Linked DNA regions of Homo sapiens: region 1 is linked to region 2. A link is a contact called in ENCODE Hi-C or POLR2A ChIA-PET data. All regions are on one chromosome and are shown on one strand. Each heading gives the region's core, a stretch centred on a gene start or an enhancer-like site at or near the end of the contact. The rest is flanking DNA. Distances are from core to core; before and after follow the strand shown. Region 1 overlaps SGMS1 (sphingomyelin synthase 1). Region 2 overlaps SGMS1 (sphingomyelin synthase 1).

Region 1 (3,490 bases), core at 213-2,712, 150 kb after region 2:
AAGCAAGATAGAAATTTCTCAAAAAGTTAAAAACTACCATATGACCCAGTGATCCCACTTGTGGGTATATATCCAAAAGAACTGAAATCAGGATCTTGAGGAGATACCTGCATGCTCATGTTTATCACAACATTATTCACAACAGCCATGATATGGAAACAATACAGAGGTCCATCAACAGATGAATGGATAAAGAAAAATGTGGTACCGTAGGAAGATGTTGAATGTTTCCAACACAAAGAAATGACAAATGTTTCCGATGATGAATATGCTAATTACCCTGATCTGATCACACCACATCATATGTATTGAAATCTCACTATGTATCCCATAAGTACATGTAATTATTATATGTCAATTAAAAGAATAAACATTTTAAAAGGAAAATGTGGTGTATATATATATATATATATATAAAACAAAGTATTACTCAGCCTTAAAAAAGAGGAAAATTCAACCATGTGAAACAACATAGACGTGGAAGACGTTATGTTAAGTGAAATAAGTCAGTCACAGAAGGACAAATACTACATGATTACCAGGGAACGGGGGTGGATATGGGCAGCTGTTGTTCTATAGATATGAAGTTACATACAAAACAAAATGAGTAAGTTCCATACATAGTACAACATAGTGTACAATATAGTGCCTATAGTTAACAATAAGACATTATGCACTTAAAAATTTAAGAAGGTATATCTGGGCCAGGCACAGTGGCTCACGCCTACAATTCCAACGCTTTATAAGGCTATGGTGGGTGGATCACATGAGGCCAGGAGTTCGAGACCAGCCTAGGCAGCCTAGCAAGACCCCATCTCTATAAAATAAAAAAATTAGCCAGGCATGGTGGTGCACACCTGTAGTTACTTGGGAAGCTGAGGCAGGAGGATCCCTTGACCCCAGGAGTTCCAGGCTGCAGTGAGCTATGATGGTGCCACTGCATTCCAACCTGGGCGACAGTGAGATGCTGTTTCAAAAATAAATAAACTTTAAAAAGAGGGTATATCTCACATTAAGTGTTCTTACCCCCGTCACCCTCCTCCCCCCACACACAAAGGACACAGGAAACTTTTGGAGGTGATAGATATGTTTATTATCTCGACTGTGGTGGTGGTAATACAATACAAGTGTATACATATGTCCAAACTCATCAAATTGTATACATTAATTATGTGAAGGTTTTTGTATACAAATTATATCTCAATAAGGCTAGGGAAAAAACAAAAGCAAGAAAGCTATGGCCCAAGCATAAATACATTTCCAATACCTTCTGAAAGGCTTTTTAAGTTCCACAGAAAATCAAAACAGAAATAAAGGAAAGAAGTATAACTGTTCATGTTAACACATGTTTCTGATCTTCCCAGAGCTGTTTTACTCCCAGAGCCCTAGCCCCATTCACATCCTGCCTGAGCTATGTCCACTACAGCACCAACCTCAGCGGCATCTGCCTTGCCTCTTCCTTTCCCTCTGGCATCACTTCCCATGTTAGAGAGAGTGGAACCTACAGACACTTTCCCAGCAAAAGTCAAGCAGGAGATGGGAACCACACCAACCACCTAACACTGTATTACTCGGCCCCAGCTTCTGATCCATGAGGTACCCACTGAGAAGACAGGTAATGGATGTGCTGAGGCAGCTCACCCTGCAGGTGAGACCCAACTTCTTTAAACACAATGGCCAGTTCATCCTCATTATAGACCCAACAGTAAATCTCTCAGAGAATGTCATAACTGTGACCTCCACACAGGCATCATATACTGAGGTCTCTTGTGAAAAGCCAGCAACCTCTGAAGCCCCTGATCGAGTACACTCATCTCAGAGTCACCCTTGTCCCCACTTTCCTCCCAGCAGCCACCACAGCTGCCACTGGAGGAGCACGCCCCTTTTGGCAGAATAGCCAAATTCCATAAATGCCACCCTTTCTTCTCATCCCCCTCCAAAAGCAGGGGGAGTCCCATAATAGATAGAATATTTCATTCATGCTCTGTCTGAAGAACAATTTTTCCCATAGAAAAGCTGGGCACGTGAATTCTCAACCAGATGAGGGGCCTATTCATAACAATCTCAAATGACTAATGACAAAGCTGTTGTCTGTCTCATAATAGCTCACAAATTTTTTGAATCAGAAAATCATCTATGTCATAAGTGCAACCCTTATTTCCGGAGAGCACTTTTGATGTCACCCATTGCACCACATGTATATACATAAGCTTCTGCCAATAGAAGTGTGTTAAAGAATCCAAATTATAATTACCACATGCTAAGTGCCAACACCATGGTGGCAAAAGAAAAGAATGTGAAACAATGGTTGTCCTATGGGCAAATAATCTAAATCCACTTGGAAACTGTAAGTATTTGGCTCTTCCTTGGCTCTTTTATCCTGTCATCTATAAATACTGCATAGAGCTGGGACTTAAAGCCCTGGGAGTGAACTAGTTCTAGGCAAGATCAGAAACTGGTAGTATCTACAAAGAACAGTGATAGTTTTCCTTTTCATAAAAAAGGTTTAGTTTCTTTGGCTGGCCCTCAGAATTCAGAGGAGTCTTTTGGAAGACTCAGGCTGCTTCCGTTAAGCTAGGGGTAACTTGCTTGGGCTGGAGCTTTAAAAGTGCACTTGTGGCAGAGGCAACAACTGTGATGATCAACGGGGATGACACAGCTCAGGAAAACCCAATCTGGGTGATGGTCAGTTAATTTGTCATCTTCTGCATGGTTCCCTCTTAGCAATAAAAACCCTTGTCTATGTCTTTAATGGACATAGCTCCTACAGTTCATTTCACTACCATATACATTAGGAACAAGAAGACAGATTTGGAGAGCATGAAGAAGACATAAAAAAAGTATAGAGAAAGGCAGGAGTAGCTAATTAAACAACAACAACAACAAAAGGTCCCTTTCCTAACGTGCAAGAATTCGTAATTTATTCATATTTAGTCCTTTTAAGAAACCCAACAAACAACCAGGCATCTCTGCAGTACTGTCCTTCCTCTTAATTTTAATGCAACCTCAAAATAATATAAAAAATTACCCCTAGATTGTTTGTGGCTTTAATAACAAGAGAGAAAGGAACTTTCTATATTTAGGAAACCTCTGAATCTGATTTCCTCAAAGGTTCATAGAGTAATAACAGGCCAACGCTTTTAAGTGGAAAGCAATTTCTCTGTTTTGCACACAGCCCTGCACATGCAAGGGGAAGTATCTTGGGCAAGCTTCCATAGCAATCAGCATGAAAGCAGAGAGGCTTTCCTTTCCTTTCCTTTCCCAGTGGTGAAGTTACAGCTATTAAAGGGCTGCTACTGCACAGAGCTGCGAAGCTTGTGAAGGGGACTTCTGTTATCTAATCAGCGCCAGGGCCAGAAATGACCATGTTGGTTACTACACAATGACTAAGTGTTCCAGTAAGCTAGAAGGAAGGACTGGTATTTGACAGAGGATACATGTAACGTTCAGAAAAGACAAGAAGCAACTGAGCTTATCACCTCAAGGAGCA
Region 2 (3,227 bases), core at 82-2,581:
GATAACTGGTTCTAGGATGCCTTTGTTGTCTAAAATTAAAATTTAAAGTACACGGATTCTCAACATATAGTTATCAAAAAAAAGTGACGGTGAAACTACGGGTCCAGTGCCATGACATTTATAGGCACTCAAAGCCTTGCCTCTACCTCTGCAACCCCGATCTTAAAAACCCTCTGCCAAATAACCCGCTGGTCCACTCCTTGTTCCCCTAAAGCTGAGGGCACATTACTACCACCATACCTAGGGATAGTGAGTGCTTACCATTTTATGTTGCCTTGACATCCACTTTAAATATAGGTTTAACTTTCTCAGAATCAGGGCTCAGTCACCCTTGACAGTTTCAAATTCCATTCCCCACCTGAATGGCTCCCACTGGTGGCAGGAAATAAAACTGAAGAGACCCAAGTCCTGCCTAGCAGGCTGGGCTCCTCACTTTCCCACCACTTCCTTAAACAGACCGTTCAGACATTTGCTTGCAAATTTAAACTGACCACCTCTCAGTCACAACAGGACCTCCTGGAACTAGCACCTGCTTGCTTTAAACCTACCAATTAAAGCTCCCCTTAGGAAACATATTTGGATAACACACTGGACCCTAATAAGATGGTGGCCCATGGGTCTCTTTATCTCTGCCTGTGCTCCCTGGCCTATGTAGTGGAGACGGTGGGGGCCTCCGAGTGTGCCATGTACACTCGAGGGTCTAAAAATTCTTAACTTTCACATTGTAGTTGGGAGCCATGCTCATCCCTGGTGGAGAGGCTGCCCCAAAGGGACCCATGCAGGTGGCTCCCATGTTGGTGCTCTTTAGTCCAGGCCTCTCAGCTGCTGGGTGGTTACCAGCTAAGGTGACAGAGTTTCATTCAAAGCACTAGGCTCACACCATGCCCCCTGCCTGACAACCTTCTTGCATTCTTTTTAGTACATATCCCATTCCAGACCACTGAAACCCTTTCTTCTCCTAGAACTTTTGTCACTGGCAAAAGCCCTGGGGAATCTCTCCTCTCCTCCAAATACCTACAGATCTTATTCTTTATACTTCCATTTCACAACTAACATAGGATCTTAGCATCCTTCCTTCTTTTTGAGATCCCTGACCTTTCACTCTCAGCAGACAGTGGAAATCCATCTGAGGTAGACGTGTTTCCGAGCATCTGTATCCCCCAGGGCCTAGCAGATTCTGCATAAATAGTCATTGTTGTGAATATAATGATGCTTAAGTTATATAACAGCCACAAAGGAGAAAAGAAAACGTTCCCTTTGACTGCTGACACATCAAGAATAAACAAATATTATAGCTGTTCAAACCAGTTGGCAAGCAGAACCCAAGCAGCAGATGCGTTTCTGTGCTCTTTGTGGCATGTTCCAACAATACAGAATGCTACTGAGACAGCAAATCTGATACTTCCTAAAAGGAAGTGGAGTTTACAAAACAGAGTTTTCATGTAAAATCCCAGTTCCCCAAACACGAATCCACTGTGGAGAACAGAAGCAACAAGTCATTCGATCTTCCCTTTCAAGTAAGGAACACATAGATACATATTTGATAATCTTGCCAAAGTACCAATTCCTCCTTAAATGTAAACATCACTCTCAACCACAAACATCTATTTACCAACAGGTGCTCCTAACCATAATGGTAGCAAAGGACAGTTCTTCAAGACAATTCATAAATCCTAGAACTGTCATAGGTATACATTTATTATATGGCATTTGCATTATATGACATCATAGGTATATAAAAGTTTTACATTTGCATTAGAGCAAGCCTCTGTCAAAAGAGCCGTTACCACCCGCACACACATTCATTCACTGGTATCCTTTGATTAGCATTAGCATATTTCTGCTTTGATGACAGATGGGGAAAAAAACACTACCACTGTTCTCAAAAGGCTGTGTCTGTCCTGCTATGCAACTAAATACTTTATTAAAATTGCCCATGACAAAAGCACTGACTTTCTAAATAACTACTCCAAGTATAAACAAGCAAATGAATTAGTCAGCAGTGTTTAACTTGCAGGTAACAAAAATGGCACTTGAGGCATCACAGGCAAAAGCAAGGTGAGCCACATTGGCTCTAAATATCCCAGCAACGGGAAAGCCACAGGGGCAGCTGGGCACTAGGATCAGCTCAACACGAATTGCACCAGGACAAGATAGCATCTTTGCTTCTGGTGTTTTATCATTGGCTTTATTCTTCATTCCTAAAGTGTGCCTTTTCCCACTTAATTTAGCTCTGCATCCAAGAGAGACAATTCCTCCTTTCACAGTTGTAATTTTAAAAATTGCCAGAAAAACTCACTGGTCCAGTTTGGGGCCATGTACCCATACAGACTGGCTGGTCTATACTAGGACCACCTGGTTGGATTGGTGAGAGGAGCAGTAAGTTCTCTAGAAGAAAACGGGTTTAATTCTCAGAAGCAGAAGGAAGGTCTGGTTTGCCCCAAACACATCATCACCTATCAAGAAATTCCAAGCCATCCTCAACCAGGTAATAAATTACATTCTAAAAGTTCACTTCTAGAGTCAAAAGTCAATGAACTCTTCTTAGACAAGGTGGCATGGGAAAAAAAAAAACTAAGTGCACGAACTCTTATATAACACTTGGAATACATTTCACTTGACACAAGATGTCTCTAGCGTAGAGGCCAGCTTCTCTGGCCAGTCCTTAAAAACCTGTTTAACTCATAATTTAATGAAATTATATGTCAATGAAATATAATGCTGAATAATATTTCTAATACTGTACTCAAACTCCATTCATGACATTGTTCCTAAAGGAAAATGTATTTGAAATTCCATTTAGAACAAGAAAAACATGCTCAATTTAATCCATTTACCGAGTACCTACTAATGACAGCAGCTTTCATTTCATACACATTATTTTACATTTAATCCACATACAACACTGCAAGGCAGATATTAACAACTACACTGAACGCGCAAAGAAACAGGGAGTCAAGAATGCTATATATGTCCAAGGTAAATCATCAAGACAAGTCAGAGCCAGCTGTACAGCCATGTTTGTCTGACCTGAAAGCTGGGACTATTGTGTCTAATACAAAGAGCAGCTAGATAGGGGTGGGCTCACAGATGAGAAGATTGAGAGCGAATGTATCAGACTCCATGTAAATACCTAAAACGTGAAGGAACTAGAGGGCAGTCACAGTCACTAGCCAGATTTAACTTTCTATTTCTTAAAAGAAGGTACTTCTCTATGGCTGAATAAA

Evidence for each region. Hi-C counts contacts between places; a loop is a spot of excess contacts on that map. ChIA-PET counts read pairs that join two places held with the same protein, here RNA polymerase II (POLR2A). Pooled maps may share reads with other maps.
Region 1: a pooled map shows a loop between it and region 2 (4-fold over the local background). The contact joins two enhancer-like sites. A Hi-C loop is called at or near these places in 2 of 168 maps with a recorded cell type or tissue (MCF 10A and PC-9) and 6 of 50 pooled maps. POLR2A ChIA-PET finds 5 or more read pairs at or near these places in 2 of 52 experiments (HEK293T and T-cell).

The regions. Positions count from the first base shown.
Region 1 is chr10:50,574,570-50,578,059 of GRCh38, forward strand. The region is part of intron 2 of SGMS1 (sphingomyelin synthase 1); the gene reads right to left. Among named protein-coding and RNA genes, the nearest start is that of SGMS1, 48 kb to the right of the region's middle. Within about 2 kb of position 1,463, at least 4 of the 41 ENCODE cell types and tissues checked have a DNase peak (open chromatin) inside an H3K27ac peak, as active enhancers do.
Region 2 is chr10:50,421,076-50,424,302 of GRCh38, forward strand. The region is part of intron 6 of SGMS1 (sphingomyelin synthase 1); the gene reads right to left. Among named protein-coding and RNA genes, the nearest start is that of ASAH2, 170 kb to the left of the region's middle. Within about 2 kb of position 1,332, at least 2 of the 41 ENCODE cell types and tissues checked have a DNase peak (open chromatin) inside an H3K27ac peak, as active enhancers do.